Linked DNA regions of Homo sapiens: all the other regions are linked to region 4. The links are chromatin contacts, found by Hi-C or POLR2A ChIA-PET in ENCODE. All regions are on one chromosome and are shown on one strand. The core of a region is the stretch at or near the end of the contact, and the rest is flanking DNA. Distances in the headings are between cores, read along the strand shown. Region 1 holds the start of NAA80 (N-alpha-acetyltransferase 80, NatH catalytic subunit). Region 2 holds the start of LINC03143 (long intergenic non-protein coding RNA 3143). Region 3 holds the start of SPCS1 (signal peptidase complex subunit 1). Region 4 holds the start of DCAF1 (DDB1 and CUL4 associated factor 1). Region 5 holds the start of RBM6 (RNA binding motif protein 6). Region 6 holds the start of PBRM1 (polybromo 1). Region 7 holds the start of GNAI2 (G protein subunit alpha i2).

Evidence for each region. A loop is a pair of places that touch in the nucleus more often than their neighbours do. ChIA-PET counts read pairs that join two places held with the same protein, here RNA polymerase II (POLR2A). Pooled maps may share reads with other maps.
Region 1: a loop to region 4 is called in a map with no recorded cell type, with 26 times the contacts of the local background. The contact joins the promoter of NAA80 here to the promoter of DCAF1 in region 4. A Hi-C loop is called at or near these places in 1 of 37 single-sample maps with no recorded cell type and 9 of 50 pooled maps. POLR2A ChIA-PET finds 5 or more read pairs at or near these places in 7 of 52 experiments (CD8-positive, alpha-beta memory T cell, GM10248, GM12878 and 4 more).
Region 2: a pooled map shows a loop between it and region 4 (7-fold over the local background). The contact joins the promoter of LINC03143 here to the promoter of DCAF1 in region 4. A Hi-C loop is called at or near these places in 2 of 50 pooled maps. POLR2A ChIA-PET finds 5 or more read pairs at or near these places in 5 of 52 experiments (B cell, Caco-2, GM10248 and 2 more).
Region 3: a loop to region 4 is called in a pooled map, with 12 times the contacts of the local background. The contact joins the promoter of SPCS1 here to the promoter of DCAF1 in region 4. A Hi-C loop is called at or near these places in 1 of 37 single-sample maps with no recorded cell type and 9 of 50 pooled maps. POLR2A ChIA-PET finds 5 or more read pairs at or near these places in 1 of 52 experiments (activated B cell).
Region 5: a loop to region 4 is called in a map of CD8-positive, alpha-beta T cell, with 7 times the contacts of the local background. The contact joins the promoter of RBM6 here to the promoter of DCAF1 in region 4. A Hi-C loop is called at or near these places in 2 of 168 maps with a recorded cell type or tissue (CD8-positive, alpha-beta T cell and transverse colon) and 12 of 50 pooled maps. POLR2A ChIA-PET finds 5 or more read pairs at or near these places in 4 of 52 experiments (CD4-positive, alpha-beta T cell, activated B cell, activated CD4-positive, alpha-beta T cell and 1 more).
Region 6: a map of CD4-positive, alpha-beta T cell shows a loop between it and region 4 (9-fold over the local background). The contact joins the promoter of PBRM1 here to the promoter of DCAF1 in region 4. A Hi-C loop is called at or near these places in 1 of 168 maps with a recorded cell type or tissue (CD4-positive, alpha-beta T cell) and 10 of 50 pooled maps. POLR2A ChIA-PET finds 5 or more read pairs at or near these places in 1 of 52 experiments (PC-9).
Region 7: a loop to region 4 is called in a pooled map, with 14 times the contacts of the local background. The contact joins the promoter of GNAI2 here to the promoter of DCAF1 in region 4. A Hi-C loop is called at or near these places in 7 of 50 pooled maps. POLR2A ChIA-PET finds 5 or more read pairs at or near these places in 2 of 52 experiments (CD8-positive, alpha-beta memory T cell and HEK293).

Annotation. Positions count from the first base shown.
Region 1 is chr3:50,297,974-50,300,673 of GRCh38, forward strand. NAA80 (N-alpha-acetyltransferase 80, NatH catalytic subunit) reads right to left here and starts at 1,432. Exons shown (of 2, transcript NM_001200016.2): 1 at 1,240-1,432. It overlaps HYAL3 (hyaluronidase 3), which reads right to left and starts at 1,432. Exons shown (of 4, transcript NM_003549.4): 1 at 1,240-1,432. It overlaps HYAL1 (hyaluronidase 1), which reads right to left. Exons shown (of 4, transcript NM_033159.4): 4 at 1,920-2,700. The coding sequence ends at 2,510. RefSeq lists an enhancer at 1,026-1,165.
Region 2 is chr3:50,258,776-50,261,475 of GRCh38, forward strand. LINC03143 (long intergenic non-protein coding RNA 3143) reads left to right here and starts at 1,451. Exons shown (of 1, transcript NR_198941.1): 1 at 1,451-2,700. It overlaps GNAI2 (G protein subunit alpha i2), which reads left to right. Exons shown (of 9, transcript NM_002070.4): 9 at 1-587. It also overlaps a transcript of SEMA3B not described here. RefSeq lists a silencer at 1,242-1,661 and enhancers at 1,441-1,946, 1,832-1,931, 2,454-2,700.
Region 3 is chr3:52,704,775-52,707,474 of GRCh38, forward strand. It overlaps SPCS1 (signal peptidase complex subunit 1), which reads left to right and starts at 1,332. Exons shown (of 4, transcript NM_014041.5): 1 at 1,332-1,508; 2 at 1,870-1,929; 3 at 2,019-2,105. The coding sequence starts at 1,473. GLT8D1 (glycosyltransferase 8 domain containing 1) reads right to left here and starts at 1,017. Exons shown (of 10, transcript NM_018446.4): 1 at 673-1,017. RefSeq lists a silencer at 744-913.
Region 4 is chr3:51,498,661-51,501,360 of GRCh38, forward strand. It overlaps DCAF1 (DDB1 and CUL4 associated factor 1), which reads right to left and starts at 1,355. Exons shown (of 25, transcript NM_001387579.1): 1 at 1,213-1,355. RefSeq lists an enhancer at 805-904 and a silencer at 1,015-1,244.
Region 5 is chr3:49,938,771-49,941,470 of GRCh38, forward strand. It overlaps RBM6 (RNA binding motif protein 6), which reads left to right and starts at 1,380. Exons shown (of 21, transcript NM_005777.3): 1 at 1,380-1,455. RefSeq lists enhancers at 1,010-1,532, 1,241-1,300, 1,331-1,380, 1,411-1,470, 1,533-2,054 and a silencer at 1,611-1,810.
Region 6 is chr3:52,684,566-52,687,265 of GRCh38, forward strand. It overlaps PBRM1 (polybromo 1), which reads right to left and starts at 1,348. Exons shown (of 32, transcript NM_001405607.1): 1 at 1,184-1,348. GNL3 (G protein nucleolar 3) reads left to right here and starts at 1,467. Exons shown (of 15, transcript NM_014366.5): 1 at 1,467-1,540; 2 at 2,204-2,262; 3 at 2,681-2,700. The coding sequence starts at 1,528. RefSeq lists silencers at 935-1,084, 1,155-1,304 and enhancers at 942-1,630, 1,625-1,694.
Region 7 is chr3:50,234,852-50,237,551 of GRCh38, forward strand. It overlaps GNAI2 (G protein subunit alpha i2), which reads left to right and starts at 1,353. Exons shown (of 9, transcript NM_002070.4): 1 at 1,353-1,602. The coding sequence starts at 1,485. RefSeq lists enhancers at 10-620, 621-1,231 and a silencer at 1,101-1,560.

The DNA of each region.
Region 1 (2,700 bases), core at 182-2,681, 1.2 Mb before region 4:
CCTCCTCAGGACCTCCCCTCACAGGGGGTCTGTAACCACCAGGTCTATAAAACAGCCGACCCAATCTACTTGCTGGCCTTCTGTCTTCCAGTAGTCCTCCTAGTCCACCACTAGGGCATGGGATAGAAGATGCAAAGCAGACACTATACCCCCTGCTCAAACCTACCCAAGGTTCCCTCCATAGGAAAAACTGCCCGGGAGTCTTCCTGTCCCTTTCTTCTCCCTATGTTCCGAGTCTCCTCCAGCTCCCAGCCTTTTCAACTACCTGGGCTATGCCCACTGCCTTAGTGGATCCTGGGGCCCCACTCATGCACCCATCAGGCTGAGCTTTGGCCTGTCTTGACTGCCTTCCCCACCTGGAGCCCATGGCCCCCTTCCCAACTCTGCCCATCTCAGGACACTTTGGATATAGACCCAACTGTCTCCTCAGATGGGGCCCCAGCAGCACCAGCACTGGGCCTGGCCCACAGTCACACAGCAGTATTGCCTCTGCAGGCTTGGTTCCCCACTGGCTTGAGTTTCGCAGGCACCCTAGATAAGGACCACAGCTTCCTTCCTATATCCACAGGGTGTCCAACGGTCACCAGGTTGGGGGCCCAGACCTCCTGTGCCCAAACCCTACTGTTTTCCCATCTTAACCAAGGTCCTGCCGTCCGGCAGGTCTATGCTGGGGGTTTTCTAGTCGTGGGCGGGCAGCTGAGCCCCCTCCTTCTACTCACCTGCTCCAGAGGGGGCCTCCTGGCTCCCCTTACCTCTCCTGAGCTTGAGGCCAATTAAACACTGGTCAGTAACAGGCACCCCCCTCCCCTCACCTCCCACACCATTCACAGGGCTGTAAGCCCCTCACCTGCATCAGCCACCTCTGCAGCAGCCGCACCCTTTGGTCTAGAGGGAGGAAGCCCCAGGATCCGCCCCTAGGGCTGAGCCCGGGGCTTCCCCGCGGCCTTAACCCCTTCAGTGCCGACCCCACCCACTGTGGGCGGGGCTCCGGGGTCCTCAGAGAGTGGCTTCTCCGTCTCTCCCGGGCCTCGGTTTCCCCCTCCCTCCTAGTGGGTCACAGGCTGTGGAGCTTTTGGGAATGAGGACTTCGAGAGCTCGACTCTGTGGGCAGGTGTGGCTCGGCATGGTCTGGAAACGAACGACTGACGCGGGGAGGGCGTGCAGGGTGGCATGGCCACTTGGGGACCGCACGCGCGGGGTGGACCTACAGGCAGCAAATGGGAAGGGTGCGGTACTGACATGTTGATGCTGGCCTCTGGGATGTTCCGCGTCCTAGCTCCGCACAGCTGGGTATCTCACTCAGTCGCCACCTCGGACTCCTCGGTCCGACAACGTTGGCCCCCAGCGGTGCGGCGGATGTTCTGCAGCCGTCGCGTCCTGCGGCACGCCACGGCGTTCTAAGGCCTCCCAGCACCCGCGCGTCGCCGCTTAGAACCCGCCCCTGGTTTGCGCGTCACAACACCCGCCAGGCGCCGACTCAGTCTCTACCCTGGCTCCGCCCCTGCTGAGCCCCACCCCATCTCCATTTGAGTCCGCCTCCTCCCCACCCGGCCCCATACAGGCCCCTCCTCCTTCTCCTTGCGTCACAGCTTAGGTCCCGCCTCGATTTGGCTTCTTCCAGGCCCTGCCCCAGCCCAGCACGTCACTTCAGCCAGGCGCAGGCCCCGCCTCCAGCTGGCTCTGCCTCCGCCAGCCCCGCCCCAGGCTCTGACAAGTCTAGCTTCGGTTCCCGCCGGCCTCCTGCCCCAGGACAGCTTGGAAACGGTCCGATCAGGTGGGGCTTCCTCTTGAAATTTGGGCCCCACCCTGGGAAGCAGCCGCCCTTAGACTGACGTCAGATCTGGTGAGAGTGACAAGCCTTTCCTGTGCCCTTTGGATACCGGGGCCTGGACATTTTAGGCGCTCAGTAAACAGCTAAGTAAATCATGACTGCTTTATTTGCTGGACTGGTGCCTCTCAGCAGATTCAGGGGTCGTGCAGGGCTGGTTACCACAAACTCAGTAGGAGTGCAAGGGCTGTACCCCCGGAGCTAGACAGCCTGGGTTTGAATCTCAACTTCTCCCTTTTCTTGCTGTGCAACCTTGGGCAACGTGCTTACTCTCAATGTGAGTGACTCAGTTTCCTCATAGCCTCATTGTGAGGAATGAATAAGTCCACATAAAACGCTTAGCACGGGGATTGGCAAAGAGTAGGCACTCAGTGAATGTCAGCCTTTGTGATTGCTGCAGTTCAAAGACTGGCTCAGTGTCTCTGGAGGAATTGTCTATGACCTTGCCAAGTAGATGCATATGGACATGGAATGAATGGTGTCTGCTGTGGTTCTAACTCCTTATGCCACTATTCCAGTCTGTAAGTATGCATGTGTGTGCAGGGAATATGCCTGTGACAGTGGCTGAGTGTACTCTTTACTGTGACCATGACTTGTATGACTGTGCATGTATTTGAGGAAGCCCTGGCCAGACCCAGAGTGCATTAGGTTCTCAATATGTGCAACTCAGTGTGTGGCCAATCACCACATGCTCTTCCGCTCACACCACGGTGCCTGCCAGCCAGGGTAGCATCGACATTTGAACTCCACAGCCATCTGTGCCTGATCTTCAAGTGAGAGGGCACCCCGCAGGCTCAGGGGCCCACCACCAGGCGTGAGCTGGATGGAGAAACTGGCAGGGTTAAGGAGGAGGAGGGCTTTGGGGTGGCTGG
Region 2 (2,700 bases), core at 201-2,700, 1.2 Mb before region 4:
CCCAACCCCAGCCGCTCGGAGGCCCCAAAGGAAAAAGCACAAGAAGCGTGAGACGCCACCATTCCTGGAAACCACAGTCCACCTGCTCATTCTCGTAGCTTTTTAAAAAAATGAAAGTAAAGGAAAAAAAAAAAACTGCAAATCTAGAAAACTTTTTAGAGAAAAACTATTTAAAACTGTCAGATCCTGACCAGCAAGCCCCCCCCCAGCCCCCCTTCCAAGTGACTCCGTGCCTTGAGTGTGTCTGCGTGTTTACACCCGTCCCTCTGCTGGCCGCCCCCGTGCGAGCGGCACCCCTGCCCTGCCCTCCACAGAATTGGGTTCCAAGGGCTGTTCCAGACAACTGCCAACGTCACTGAGGGCCCTGCCCCAGCGGCCCTGGCCCCAGGCTCTATTAACCTAAAATGTAGCTCCCTAGCGCTAACCTAGGAACCGCCGCTGCCTGCTGGGGGGCCACGCCCCTCATGCCCTTGTCCCAGGCCCGGGGCCTTCAGCGTTGAACACTTCCTTGCTTTTTTCACATGTTTTATGGAATTGTTCACCTGGTTTGAAATAATAAAATGTAGAAAGAAAAAAAATACCGAGAACTGATGGGTATTCTCTCCCAGGGGCAGAGGCCTGGGCTAAGGTGTGCCAAGGTGATGGTGGTCCTAACCTCAGTCCTCAACCTGAGTCAGGGCCCTGACTCAGCTTTCCGGGCCGTCCTGGAGCCCCACGCTCTGAGCTTCATTTCTCCCACCTGGACTAGGCAGCATACATGTGGGGCCCGTGTGTCCCCGCCCTTCCAGTACTCTGCAGCCTTGGGTCTCGGGCAGCTGGGCAGGCTTCTAAGGGAGCTGTTGTAAGGTGCTCTTCCACACCTGGAGCAGGAGGGGTGGCCGGCCTCTCTAGCGCGGAAGGAGAAAGTGACTTCCGACTTAGGTACCAAGGCCTGAGAGTGTCCGTTGCCAAGGCCACACAGCCAGGTGGGCCGCATGCAGTCCTGGCTTGACTAAAAAGGCCAGTAGGGGCCTTAAGACATATTCAGAAAGTTCCCTGCCCCAGAGGGCCGCCGCCAAACCTGAAGGGTAGTGACAGGTGGCCATACTACCATGTGATGGTTGCCCCAGGCTGGGCCTGGAGAGCTGCAGATCATTGACTCTGAAGATGGAAGGCTCCATGAGGCTGTGGGAAGGGCCCGCGCGTTTCTGGGGAAGGGAATTGCAGATGGCAAGGCTGGTGATGCTTGTGGGGCGGGCCCTGAGTGCCATCGAGGCGCCTGGACCTTCTCCCGGGGGCAGCCGCGGCCTGAACGTGTGGGGGCGGGCTCGCGGAAAGGCTGGCCTCGACTGGGTGGGGCTCCGGCGTTGGCGCATCCGCCTCCGGCCGCCAGGGGGCGCCGCCGCCCGTGCTCTGCCCTGCCTGGCTGGTCACAGAGGCTGACGTCAGCGGGTCCCGCGGAGGCCGCTGGACACAAAGGCAGCTTTGTGAGGCGGCGACGGCTCCGCGGCCGCCCCAGGACAGAGCGGCCTGGGCAGAGGGCGGGCCGGGGTCGGCGCCGCGGAGGCGGGGAGGGAGGGAGGGTTGGAGGGTTGAGCCAGAGACCCGGGACCCCGTCCCCGCACACCTGCCAGTGCCCCGTAGCTTCGGCCGCCGGCACTGGCAGGAGATGAAAGGCTGCTGCCGCCCGGTCGGAAGGACATCGGCGCCCCCCAGGCCCGGTCCCCGCCCCAGTTCCTCGGGCCTTTCCTGCTGCCCCTGCCTGCGAGGGCCGACGACACGGAGAACAGGATCCTGCGCCCAACCCAGGTCCCCGCCTTCTTTCAGAGGCCCAGGCCTGGACCCCGCTGAGCCGCAGATGTGCGAGCAGGAGCGCCAGAGCCCCGATGCCCGCCCAGCAGGAAGCGGGCGGGAGATGGTTCCTTCCTTCTGTCCTGAGGGGGAACCCTGCACAGAGGGACCATTGAGGGCCTGGCATTGTCTGCCTAACTCACCCAGTGCCTCCCTCCCTGGGTGGGCCATGCGGGGCCTTGACAGGATTGCCCTGGTGCCGTCTTGGCAGTGGGTCTGGGTGGGATCCTGGGGGCAGGGCTTCCCTGAGTGCAGACAGCTAGGCCTCCACCTGCCCCGGCCTCCCACCCAGGCTCAGATTTCCAGGGCATAAGGCTCCATTGTCCCAGCACTGGTGGAGGCGGCCTGTCAATTCAGCCTTGTGTTTGGTGGTTGGGAAATTCCCAGCCATGGGGGGCTGCAGGCAGGAAGGGGCTGCCCAGGTGTCCTGCACCCCAACTGAAGGGACTCCATGAGGTTGGTTCCTGGGCATCCCCTGCTGCCTGGAGCTGTCCCAGGCTGGACCTCAACCATTCATCAACCCTCAGGAGCAGTTGGGTGAGGAGCACCAGAAATTCAATGCTCCCTGGCGCTGCATCCCCAGAGCCCTCCCAGCCTAAGAAGCCCCATCTTTCTGTCTCCACGCATGGAGAACTGCAGCTGTGAGGCCCAGGACCCTTAGCAGGACATGCAGAGCTGGGCAGGGACCCAGGCTCATGCTCCCAGCGTGGGGTGAGTTGTCTCCAGCCTGTGGAGACTGCCATGAAGTTGATCTGCCTCCCAGAGGGCCTGGCCCACTTGAAATAATTGCTCCGGCTACTGATGTGGTGGGAACTTTGGTATTTTTAACCCATTTGGGGGGTGGGGGAGCAGCTAGGAAGAGAGAGGCAA
Region 3 (2,700 bases), core at 82-2,581, 1.2 Mb after region 4:
TCCAAACTCCACGTTGAGCTGCACCTCCCCTGAGCTCCCACATCTGGGCCTCCCTCTCCCAGGGCTAATCCAGCTGTCATGTATTTCTGGCGTGATGTGGCTGTCTCCCTTGACACGCTCTGGGCTCTTCCAAGGCAACAGCCTGGTCTTGGTAACAACCGTGTCCTCGGTCTGCTGTCTGGCACAAACAAGGTGCCGTGAATATTTGCTGGTTGCATGAATGAGGACAGCAGTCCCACCCTGTCCCGGGAGTGCCTAGAATTCCACTGTTTGTGGCCAACCCAGAATACATAACCTGGGGGCCGGAGAGCCAGCTGGGACCCAGAGGCCCGGGTTCCTCAGAACGGTTTCTCTCCAAAACGTGGGCATCCCACCTGGCTGACGGTAACGGAGGAGGGTCTAAGATTTAGAGATACACCAGCCTTGAAAGAGAGGCTGAGTGAACCTTTGGCTGGCCTCTATCGGGAGGGCCCAGCCTGGGTCTGTGAGGGTCAGTAAAGCCGGCCACAATGTGAGAGGGCTGAGTTCGGGAGCCCCCAGATGAGGGACTTTCTACGCGGATGAGAGGGACAGCCGAGCACCAGGGTCCCCTCTCCAAGGGAATTCTCTCTGTTGTGGATGCCGCCTAGGGTAGCCCCCCTAAATTCCAAGGGTCAGTAGGGCCCCCCTTACACTTTGAAGTGATCGGAAAGTGATGTGACGCTCCGGGGATCCCACCAGGCTCAGAGATACCCCTGGTTAGGGCTCCGACAAGTCGTTCCCCTCAAAGGCTCGCCGCGGCCGCCCTTACTGCAGGCGATGGAGGAGATGCGGATGCAGCCCGCGCCCCGACCCGCCCTGCCAGCTCAGCGCCCGCGCCGCAGGCCCCGGAGCCCAGCCCGTTGTCTGGCCGCCCGCGTTCCCTGCACGCTGGGCCGAGCACACTTGCCCTCTAGCTCCGTGGCAGCCGCGCAGCCCCACTACGCCCAGCCAGCCCGCAGCGGTAACCGCTAGAGCGTCGCGCCAAGCAGGCGCCGCGGGGCAGCCCTGCCGCCGGGGTCCTCGCAGGGAAAAAGGCCGTCGCCATGGAGACGCGGGGGCGCCGGCGGCCGTTGGGCCGCGCAAGTACTGTCAAGGACAGTTTTCGGGACGGGGGACGCGGCTCCAGGCACCCAACAGCACTGACGGCGAACACTTCACGGGCGCGCGATGCCTCGACAAGGCGGCCGCCACCACCACCTCAGCTGCCCTCGCGGGCAGCACGGCGCGGCAAAAGCGCACGTCGCCTAGCGATGGCGCGGGGCGGGGACACGGGCTGTACCGGCCCGTCGGAGACTTCCGCTTCCGGGGCCGCCGCCATCGCTCTCCCGGGCTTAGAAGGCCCGGCTACTGACGCGCAGTGCCAGACCTTACCCCTCACGGTCCTTAAGTCTCGGTCGCCCTCGCCTCGCAGCCTGCCACCCGCGCTCAGCTGCCCGCCTCCTCAGCCAGCCATGCTGGAGCATCTGAGCTCGCTGCCCACGCAGATGGTGAGGGCGCAACCCGGGGACCTCTGCACGCCGTTCTTGTGCCTGGCAGCTTCGAAGCCCATGTTGGAGCACCGACCCGGTGCTGCGCTGTTCCGGGCCCGGATGGTTACCGTCCACCCTCTTTCCCGAATTGCCTCCTGGGTCCCCTTCTCTTCTACTCCGCGAGAATCTCCTGTCCATTCTCCGTGAGGGTGTTTCAGTTCCTCCCGGGAAGCCCAGAATTTAATATCTTGCCCAGGCCCTTAGGAGAGCGGGAGACCCTGATGTTGGGGTTACCCTGTGCCAGAGTTGTGAGGTCAGGGCAGGAATTGTATGTTCTCGGCGGTGGAACCAATTCTTTTTTTCCTCTGCTTCACCCCAGGATTACAAGGGCCAGAAGCTAGCTGAACAGATGTTTCAGGGAATTATTCTTTTTTCTGCAGTAAGTATTGGTTTTACATTTAATCTCCGCCCCCGCCTCCCTCCCAACCCTCAGTTTGAGTGTGTTTAATATACTTCATTTGTCTCTAGATAGTTGGATTTATCTACGGGTACGTGGCTGAACAGTTCGGGTGGACTGTCTATATAGTTATGGCCGGATTTGCTTTTTCATGTTTGGTAAGAAATTTGTGGGTATTAGTGGCAGCTTGGGTTTTGTGAGTCGGGTTGGTTTGGTTAGACCTACTCAGTAGTGAGACCCAAAGCCAACGTTTCCCTCATCCTTCCAAACAGCGTTTCCCTTTGCTATCATTGGAAAAGTAGAATGCCAAAATAGTGTCAGATGGTGCGAACTATATAAAAGGACACAGCTTATTTCCTTTGGCGGCTACTCTGGCTAATAATCTTAAGGTCAAAGCCAGCAGGAGTTTTCATGGTGCTCACGTTGTCCCTTCACCTTTTATTTATTTATTTATTTAAATTTTTTGAGACGGAGTTTCACTCTTGTTGCCCAGGCTGCAGTGCACTGGGGCGATTTCGGCTCACTGCACCTTCTGCCTCCCGGGTTTAATAGATTTTCCTGCCTCAGCCTCCCGAGTAGCTGTGACTACAGGAGCCCACCACCACACCCAGCTAATTTTTGTATTTTTAGTAAAGACAGGGCTTCACTGTGTTGGCCAGGCTGGTCTCAAGCAATCCGCCCACCTTGGCCTCCCAGAGTGCTTGGATTACAGGCGAGAGCCACCACGCCTGGCCCCCACCTTTCTTTTAGGTC
Region 4 (2,700 bases), core at 105-2,604:
GTACAAAATGATTTCCCTACATTCCCCAAATTCTCTATTATCTCTTTAACATCCAAAAATATATACCCACTCAAAAATGGGTAATGAATAAATGTTATATAGAAAACCCAAATGGTCACATCATTAAGAAAAATACTAAATAGATCCTAAAATCTAAATATACACATTTACATAAACATTAAAGGTAAACTCCAGTAAGCTGGAAAAAGAAAATGCAGGATGATATTACCAATTAACCTCTCATTCTGTACATTAACGATGCATTTTGAACAGGAAGATGCTACTAATATAAAAAATTAAGACATGTAAACTAATTAAAAGGCTTCATCAAAAAAACAGGGTAAGGAAAAACCAAGACCAACATGACATGGCCAAGGACGAGTCATTTGTGACTCAAAAATAGCTAAATACAAACACTCCAAAACTATTTCCTCAACAAATGGAAAACCAGAGCGCTGCCACCGCAGTAAGAGGAAACCAGACAGAAAACCGTCTAAGAAGTGAAGTTGTTAAGCAAACGCTTCTGACACCCCAGTTGAAAACTACTATAACCCCCGGAAATAGACTCCAGGGAAGCTTCGCGGGCACTCTGAGGTTTGACTCCAGGCTGCGGGACCCGCACACCTCTCTTTCCAACCCTTCCCTCTTTCATGGGGATGGGAGGAGCGCCCGGAAAGCTCCGCCCCCGTCGCACGGTCCAAGAGGCAGGCGGGTGCAGGGAGAGGTGGCACGAGGCCGAGAGACGGGAGAGCCCGCCCAGGTGACTGGAGCTGGAGGCGGAGACACAGTCCGGGAAGGGGCCCGCCGTATAGTACGGAAGATGGAGCCCCGCAAGCCCGTACGGAACAGAGACTAGGAGGATTGGAAGGAAAAAGAAAACAAGGGAAATGAAATGCGCCCCTCCTCCAGGTAGGGGCGGACACACCCCGCCCCCCCACTCCGGGCGGAAGAGTTACTCTCGGGAAGCTTCTCGTGGGGAGTGGAGGAAGAACGTGGAGGCCCCGCCCCCAGGACAAGAATCAGGAGGAGGAAAAGTCCTGTCAGGCCCCGGGCCCAGCCTCCCGGCAGACCGGCCCGCCCCCTCCTCGCCGGCGGCCCAAGCAGGTGCCGCCCCTCCCCCAAGCCCGGCGCCCACTCTGCCGCCCGGCCAGCCGCGCGACCTGCTTCCTCGCGCCCCTCCCGTAGAGTCGCCTCCCTCCATTTCCCACTCACCGTCCGAGGCGGCTCCGCCGCTGCCCCCCCCCGACCCCGCCAGTGGCCACAGTTCACACACACACAGCCTCAGGTCCCGCACTCACTCTCCACTCACACACACACACAGCGCGACCACGGCTCCACAGCGGCCCACATATTATGCGTCACTCGCGCGCTACGTGCACCGCGCGCGCGCGCTCGCGCCTACTTGGCGCGAGGACCGCGAGCAAGGGGCGGGAAGAGAACGCCTGCACGATCGGGGAAAAAAAAAAAAAAAAAAAAAAAAAAAAAAAAAAAATCGAAGAGCCCCGGGGACGCCTGGGAAATGAAGTTCCGCGTCTAGGGGCGGGCCCACCAGTCCCAATTGACGCATGAGCTCTTCGCCTGGCGCATTGACTTCTGGATTTGTAGTTTTTTTGGATAAATGCGAACTGCTGAGTACTCATTGGCTGCTTCGGAAGGCGGAAGTGAAAAGTGAGGGAGCCAATCCTTCTAAGACAGTACTGTAATCGCCTGATACTTTTTCAGTGTCTTGTTCTGACCTGTGTGCGCAAAGAGCCTCTGTTTTATTTGGCCATTTGCCTTATCTTACCTAGAACATACCGTGATCTAAGAAAATATTTCTCATAAACATATCAGAAATCACAGCACTCATTAAATCAGAAGGCACTGGTTGTTTTTTGTTTGTTTTGTTTTGTTTTTTTGAGACAGAGTCTCGCTCTGTTGCCCAGGCTGGAGTGCAGTGACGATCTCAGCTCACTATGACCTCCGCCTCCCGGGCTCAAACAGTCCTCCCACCTCAGCCTCCAGCTGAGACTACAGGCGCATGCCACCACACCCAGCCAATTTTTGTTTCTGTTTTGTATGTGCGTGTTTGGTAGAGACATGGTTTTGCCGTGTTGGCCAGGCTGTTCTCGAACTCCTGGGCTGAGTTCTCCCAGCCTCTTTTTTCTCTGTCTTTTTTTTTTTTTTTTTTTGACAGGGTCTCGCTCTGTCATCCACGCTGGAGTGCAGTGGCGCGATCACAGCTCACTACAGCCTCAATCAACCTCCTGGGCTCAAGCTATCTTCTCACCTCAGCCTCCCAAGTAGCCGGGGCTACAGGTGTGCACCACCACACCCGGCTAATTTTTAAAAATTTTTGTAGAGACGAAGTCCCACTGTGTTGTCCAGGTTGGTCTTGAATTTCTAGGCTCAAACGATTCTCCTGCCTCGGCCCCCCGAAGTGTTGGGATTACAGGCATGAGCCACTGCACCCAGCCTCTGTCTTTTTGTTCAAGACCTAGCCTGTAAGAATCAATAGATACTTATTGCCAGGTTATTATACGTGAGGCAGAGAAGTGAAAAATCAAAAGCTCATAGATTAAGGCAGGACTGACCTCACAGGTCACTTAATTCAATTTCTTCATGTTGTTGGGAAAAATGAGGCCCAGAGGGAGTGAGCGACTTGCCCAGCATCACACAACCAATTAACAGCAGAACCAGAGGACTCCTTACTCTGACCAG
Region 5 (2,700 bases), core at 130-2,629, 1.6 Mb before region 4:
GCCACCAAGCCCGGGTAATTTTTTTTTTTTTTTGCGACAGTCTCCCTCTGTCGCCTAGGCTGGAGTGCAGTGGCGCTATCTCGACTCACTGCAAGCTCCGCCTCCCGGGTTCACGTCATTCTCCTGCCTCAGCCTCCTGAGTAGCTGGGACTACAGGTGCCCGCCACCACGCTCCACTAATTTTTTGTGTTTTTAGTAGAGACAGGGTTTCATCGTGTTAGCCAGGATGGTCTTGATCTCCTGACCTCGTGATCCACCCGCCTCGGCCTCCCACAGTGCTGGGATTACAGTCGTGAGCCACTGCGCCCAACTTCTTTCTTTCTTTCTTTCTTTTGAGACGGAGTCTTGCGCTGTTGCCAGGCAACAGTGCAGTGGCGCGATCTCGGCTCACTGCAACCTGTGCTTCCCGGGTTCAAGCAATTCTCTGCCTCAGCCTCCTGAGTAGCTGGGATTACAGGCATGCGCCACCACGCCTGGCTACTTTTTGTATTTTTAGTAGCGATGGGGTTTCACTATCTTGGCCAGGCTGGTCTTGAACTCCTGACCTCGTGATCCACCCACCTCGGCCTCCCAAAGTGCTAGGATTACAAGCATGAGCCACTGCGCCCGGCCTTTTTCTTTCTTTCTTTTTTTCTGAGGTGGAGTCTTGCTCTATTGTCCAGGCTGGAGTGCAGTGGCACAGTGTCGGCTCACTGCAACCTCTGCCTCTGCCTCCCGGGTTTAAGTGATTCTCCTGCCTCAGCCTCCCGAGTAGCTGGGATTACAGGCACCTGCCACCAAGCCCGGGTAATTTTTGTATTTTTGGTAGAGATGGGGTTTCACCATGTTGGCCAGGCTGGTCTAGAACTCCTGACCTCAGGTGGTCCACTCGCCGCGGCCTACCAAAGTGCTGGGATTACAGGCGTGAGCCACCGCGCCCCGCCAACCAGCTGGAGATGGCTTAAACTTACTCCCGAAGAAGCTCCCTTCCATTTCTCTCACACTAACGGACAATAAGGAGGCCTCGAGCTAGGCAGGCCAGGGCCGTACCCGAGCTGCTGGCAGGGAGCAAACCTCAGGAAAGTCAAGCCACCAAAAAACTGTAAGCCTCAATCAACTGAGAGGAAAGCACAAGAGGACCAGGTGTCACAGGGCAGAGGCCAAACCACAACTCCCAGCAGGTCACGCGGAGTAGGGCGGGTAAGCGCGCCTTCTTATTGGATGGCGATGGACAGCGTGCTCTTACGACCCACCCCAGAAGGCAAGTCCCCTGCGCGCGGGGCACGGCGGGAGTAAGAGTCTGCGGGACCGGCAGCTGTACTTCATCTCCCAGCGGGCCGAGCGCTGAAGGCAGCGGCGCGGCGCCTTTGTGGTAGCAGTGGCCCCGCGCGGAGGAAGTTCCGGTGTCCGCGGCGCTGGGTCGGTGGCGGAGGCTGAGGAGAAGGAGGAGCGGGCCGTGGAGGCTTCGCCGCCTAGGTAAGGGCCCGGGACTGGAGGGGAGGCGTGCCAGAGCCTGCCAGGGAATAGCCAGCAGACAGGCCCGCTCTAGACATCGCAGGCCCGCGCAGCCTGAAAGCTGTGGCTTCAGTGTCGCGGGGCGGCTGCGGCCTCGCTCGGGAAGAAGACCAAGCAACGGTGAGATGAGGGAGGCGCCGCCCGTGGCAGGAACGCCCCGGAACCGTCGCGGGCCTGGGGCGGGGCCCGGCGCGGCAGTAGATTACCGGTCCCGCCGCGGAGCGGCCAGCTGTGAGGCTGGGGCCGGCGCGTGGTTGCGGCTCTGTGCTCCTACTCTTCGGAGCTGTAAGCGGGCTGTTCTTGCGGTTTTCCTGTTTCAGATCCAATTCTGTGGCATCACTAGGAAGGGAGCTCTTGTGCTTAGCACGTAGCCTCGTCCTCAGACTTGGACAGACACAAGGGAGGCTCCGCTGGACCGGAGGGCACAAGAGCTCCGAGCCCGGTCGTCGGGGCGGTAGAACCTGGAAGCGGGAGAGTGGTCTGGTGGGTTCTGCGCCCGTTAGGCAATGAAGGAGAAGGATGTTTTATCGTATTCACGCTTTAGATTCCATTAGCGGTGTAAATAGATGTTTTTCTCTTTATTTTAGAATTGACGTTAGGCGAATGGGTTCAACTTTGGGAATGCCTTTTTTTTTTTTTTTTTTTTGAAGGAAGGGCCCTGTTTCGTAGGGTACATAAACCGTGAGCGTAATTGTATTTTTTGCATATTCCAGGTTTGCTTGTGAAGGTCAGAGTAGCCGGATTTAAGTGAAGGAGTTCAGTAGACATGCAGACATGGTCACCTGGTTCATTTTCTGAACCCTGGATTGTGCCCTCGGCTTGCTAGTTTCCACCTTCCTATTGAGAAATGCCACCAGCGTGAATGATTTAAATATGTCACCATTACTGAATTTGTGAGGTCTCTAACGAGAGGTGTCAAGAGCTGGTGCGTGATGGTAGGACTGGCAGTGAAGAAAGTAACTAAATAATATGTTACCATTTTGGTGAAACACAAAAGTTGAATTTGAACCTTGTCTCAGAAACTAGCATCTAACTAGATACCTAACCTGCAGGACAGGTCCCAGGTCTCTCTGGATAGTTGTAGCACCTTTCCTTATAGAATTCTATTACCAGGCCGAGCCTGGTGGCTCACACCTGTAATCCCAGCACTTTGGGAGGCTGAGGTGGGGAGTTCGAGACCAGCCTGACTAACATGGAGAAACCGCG
Region 6 (2,700 bases), core at 98-2,597, 1.2 Mb after region 4:
TATTTATGCCTTAGTTACCTATTATTTTTTACCAAAATGTTAACAAACCACATATATTATTCTACAGCCTGTGTTTTAGTGAAGGTTCTTCCAAGTCAACATTCTTCCTCATGATGTTTGATGACTTGATAGTAATCTATCATATAGATACACCACAATTTACTTATCTTGGGAATTTTGGTAGGATATTAACATTTGAGGTATTTTGTACATTCCCAAAGCCAAAGAAAGCGGTCAAGGCCCTTCCATTCATCCACACATAAACTCTTTATTGTTTTAATTTGAAACACCTCTTCAAAACATATTTTCCAATCTTCCATTTTGGAGCTCAAAATCAAATATGGGCGACCTGTAAGTAATAAAGCAAAAATTATGCTACTCTTTTATGTGCATGAGTCCAATTTGCACTTTTTGGGGAAAAGCACATAGCCAAATGGAGAAAAAAATAATACCTAAAATTATTTGTCAAGAATCCTGTGTTGGAAAGTAAGTTAATTAAAACAATTCACCCCAACATACGCTTCTATAATTATTGTAAGAATTTCTATATCCACTATACCGTGTACTTATTTTTCAGGGCTTTTTCTATATTTTTGCAACTCTTTCTTCCCCTTTAAATTAAAACTTATTATAATAACAAAACTGTGCTTCCCCAAACCAAGAAATATACACAGTTCCCAAAATCCCGGATTCTTTGTGGTGTTGAGAAGCTGAAATATCTGGCCTCTACTATAAATACAAGTCCCATTGATTAAAATACCCGGAAAAAATACGGAAAGAAAATCACTAAGAGTTTGTGTCGAACCGTCAAGAAACCACAACAAAAAAAAGAGGCCCTGAGCAACGGAGGAAATGAAGGACTTTCCCGACCTGTCACTGGTATTGGGGACTGAGGGAAACGTTGACAGCTTTGAAGCTGCCCCGCGACGAGCGGGAAAGAGGAGCGCGGGGAGTTTCCGACCCGTAGTGCGCCTTTGTCCCTGCCGGCAGGTGCGACAAGGCTACTGGGCCCATCCGGAGGCCAGCCGCCGCGCCCCGCCCAACCCCGCGCGCCCGGCCCGACCCGCGCGTCCCCACGGCCGGGGCGGGGCTTCCGCCGCGGCTCCCGCCCGCCCGGGCCCACACAAAGGCCCGGCAGCTGACCAAGGGGGAGCGGCCCCACCCGCCCTGGGCCCGGCCTTACCCAGCCGCTCCGCCGCCTGCAGCCCCGGCCGCGGTCACCGACCGCCGCGCCCCGCCCCGTGGCCGCCACGGCTGCTGCTATTGCTCCTCCGGCCGCGGCCGCTGCCGTCGCTTCGGCACCCGCCGCCCTCACCTCCCTTACCCCTCCCGGTGCCGCCGCAAAACCAGTCCCGCGGCCGCCAAGCGATCCCTGCTCCGCGCGACACTGCGTGCCCGCGCACGCAGAGAGGCGGTGACGCACTTTACGGCGGCAGCGTAAGTGCGTGACGCTCGTCAGTGGCTTCAGTTCACACGTGGCGCCAGCGGAGGCAGGTTGATGTGTTTGTGCTTCCTTCTACAGCCAATATGAAAAGGCCTAGTAAGTGGGGTCGGGAGGCGGGCGTGGAGGGACCCACGTCTGGAAGTTGCTGCAGCCACCACGACGCTCTTCTACGGCTACGGCTTTGTCTCTGCTGGTATGGGGGTGGGAGCCTACGCGTAGGCCTTGGCCCTATTTCCTGGTAGAACCGAGAGTTGGAAGTCCCTACGGCGATCATGTTAACCGCGCGGGCTCATTCTGCGGAACGAAGCCGGGCAGAGGGTGGGGAAGACTAGGCTAGATTTTCGTAAGGAAGCAGCGTCTGAGCCAGGTTTGAGGCCCAATATTTTCTTTCCGTGGCCACGTGCAGACTGGCCCAGGTGAGAGCTGAGAATCGCCTCCCAGACTCAGTGTTCCTCTCCTGCCTTATGATTCGTGCTGTTTGACACGAAGTGGTTGTCGTTTTGTGTCTCATACGCTGTTGTGTATGATCCCATTCTAATATTGTGAGGGTAAGTGCAGGGAATTTTGACTCCATTCTGGATCTACTGAATTTAATTCTCTGGGATTTGAAAGTAGCACGTATGTTTGCATTAGGCATTTCGCATTAGACTTAACGTTAGGTTTGGTAGCCAATAACACAAGAAAAGGATATAACTCCATAGTGCGTTAACCCAGAACTAATCATTTGGGTTAACAGATTTGTGATGTGTTTCTTTGTAGAGTTAAAGAAAGCAAGTAAACGCATGACCTGCCATAAGCGGTATAAAATCCAAAAAAAGGTAAGTGTAGTGCTTGAGAGAGCTGTACCAAACACATTGCTAAACTGATTTTGCCCTGTTCCTTTGCGGGAAAGTCTGGGTTAATGTGATTTGGTTTTGGGAAATGGCATTGGATAGACTGACCATGGGCACAAGCTCTTAGGCATCAGGAGTGCAGCTGTGAGAAAGTGCAGTGATTTGGTGATAAGTCTCTAAATTTGTTCAGCATGTTAATCTCTGCATAGAGAGCCTTCTAGTTACAATTTCTTGCTGTTTTATACTTACATATGCATTACTTTGTAAGATTCCAATTAAAGCTCCATTTTCCTAGGACATTTTATAGGCATAACTAAATTGCAGCCAGATTGGTTTCTCACTTGAATTCTGCTTAAGTATAAAGATATTTTTGTAAGCAGACAAAATCTCTTTATTTTAATAGGTTCGAGAACATCATCGAAA
Region 7 (2,700 bases), core at 103-2,602, 1.3 Mb before region 4:
GCTCCTGGAGCACAGGATCAGAAAGACTTGAAATGTTCAGCTAGAAACACTGCTGCTTCCACCCCACCTTTGCCTGGCCATAGGGTTGCAGCCATTGCCCAGTGGGGACAGGCCACAGGAGGGTGGGATGTGGGATCATGGCCACCTCCAGACGTGGACAGGCCATGGAAGAGACAGGTCATAAGATCATGGCCACTTTTGTTTCTAGAAGTCCAGTGGCAACTTCTTCCTCTTTCTTCCCTCCCAACCCCCTCACCCTGCCTGCCCGCCCTCCTCTCTTCCTCCCTCTCCACCCTCTCATCCTCTCTCCCTTTCTCCCTTGGGTCCTGATTGCCTGGTCCCAGATTGGAGTCCAGGATGGCTGCCTGCCGAAGAATGCCTCCCGGTAGATTGGGGAAGGATGGATATGAGAAGCCACCCAGCTAAAGGAGACAGCCTAGGCAAAGGTGTAAAGATGGAAACCAATTTTTTTTTTTTTTTTTGAGACGGAGTCTTGCTCTGTCGCCCAAGCTGGAGTGCAATGAATGGCGCGATCTCGGCTCACTGCAACCTCCGCCACCCGGGTTGAAGCAGTTCTCCCGCCTCAGCCTCCTGAGCAGGTGGGATTACAGGCGCCCACGACCACGCCCGGGTAATTTTTGTATTTTTAGTAGAGATGGGGTTTCACCATGTTGGCCAGGCTGGTCTAGAACTCCTGACCTCAAGTGATCTGCCCGCCTCGGCCTCCTAAAGTGCTGGGATTACTGGCGTGAGCCACTGCGCCCGGCCTTTTTTTTTCCTTTTTCGACTAGCTGCAACCCAGAGGGAGAAGGCGGTAAACCCGCCTTAAGACTGAGAAAACCGCAGTCCAGAAAGGCTCCCGAGTTCGTAGATCCCAAAACAAGTTTACTGGACTCATTAACTTTAACAAATGACAAAGACACGCCTCCTCCACCTAACTCGCCCAACTCGCAGAAGCTCAGAGGGCTGGTTCCTGCTCTGCCCTCGAGGGCACCGGATCCCCACCCTCGGGTTAACAGATCCGCCCTCCCGGCTGTCCAGCAACAGAGCTCCCGGCGCTCCGCACCCAATCACAGCCCGGTCCCGCCTGCAGCCCGCCCAGTGCCGGGTCCCGGGGTTTGGAACCACCCCTATTGCCTTTTCTCCGCGTGGCCCCGCCTGCAGCCCAGGCCCGAGCCTGGGCTGCGCCTAACTTCCCCCTTCGCTCCGCCCTCGAGCCAATCAACAGCCTCTAATCTCCTCTGGCCCCGCCTGCAAGCCCGCCCCGGCCCAGTCACAGGCTTGGTTCGCCCAGGCCCCACCCCCGGCCCGCCCCGCCGTCGGTGCGCGGCGGTAGGGAAGGCGCCTCCCGCAGTCGCTCGGAACTGCCGACCCGAGTGCTTCCCGCAGAGGGCTGGTGGTGGGAGCGGAGTGGGTCGGGCGGGGCCGAGCCGGGCCGTGGGCCGTGTGGGGGCCGGGCGGCGGCCGGGCCGGCGGACGGCGGGATGGGCTGCACCGTGAGCGCCGAGGACAAGGCGGCGGCCGAGCGCTCTAAGATGATCGACAAGAACCTGCGGGAGGACGGAGAGAAGGCGGCGCGGGAGGTGAAGTTGCTGCTGTTGGGTGAGGCCGCGTCCCGCACTGGGATCCTTGATTCCCAGCTCGAATCCCCAGACAAGGACTTTGACCTCCCAGACTAGGGCTTCAAACTCCCAGACCCGGGCTGTCTGGGACCCCACACCTGGGCCAGGACCAGGGTTGAAAACTCTAGATTGGACTAGACCTTTGATCCTGCCCAGACTCTAGACCAGACCCCTGTCTCATCCCAGACCCCAGACCTCCAAATCCAGTCAACAGTGCCCCAACACCCGCGGTCCAGTGCCCTGCTTGGCCATCCCCCCTTGCTAACTAGCTTCACAGAACTTCAGAGCCCCGCCATCCTTCCCTACACTTTGCCCAAACCCCCAGGATGCCCGCCACTTGTTCCCCAACCCTCAGGCTCCGCTTGTTTTCCTCACCTGCGCCTTTTATTCCTATTGGGCATGAGCATCCCGCGGGGCCCCTGCCAGGCCCCCCACCCACTCCCTCCTTCTCCTTCTGTGCCCCATCCCTAGTCTGGAATCTGTATCCTCCACCTGTGCACTCTGACCCAAGGAACCTCTCGAGTGGGAAACTGCTCTTGAGCCCCATCTCCAGCTGGAACCCCTTCAGCGAGCCCTGCTCCCTGCTTCCTGCCCTCCAGATCCTTCTCTGCAGGCATCACTCCCGAAACCCTCTGCTGATCCTCCCCTAAGTCCTCTTACACTCTGGCCTTCCCCAGATCCCTCCACCCTTCCTGCACCAAGTGGGCTGGGCTAGGAGGCGGGAGCCCTGGGTTGGAGAGGGCCTAGGCTGCCTTATGCAGAACCCCCACGGGGCTGGATTGAGGCTCCACTGGTCACGCTGGGGGAGGGGGCCAGGCCTCAGGCTTCCCAAGGAGGCTCTATGTTTTCCAGTTTCGAAGGCCAGTCTGGGAAGTAGGAGAGAGAGTGGAGGAGTTAGGGTTGTGGCCGCCTCCAAGGCCAGAAAAGATGGTGGCTGCTAGAGGAGTGGGGGGAAGTGGAAGTGGTGAGACAGCCGACATATTGCTGCCCCTGCGGGTGAGCCCAGGAGATCTGCTAGTAGGTGCTGGGCTGCCCACACCCCTTCTGGGCTGCAAGGCCTGGGATGTAGCCTCTGAGA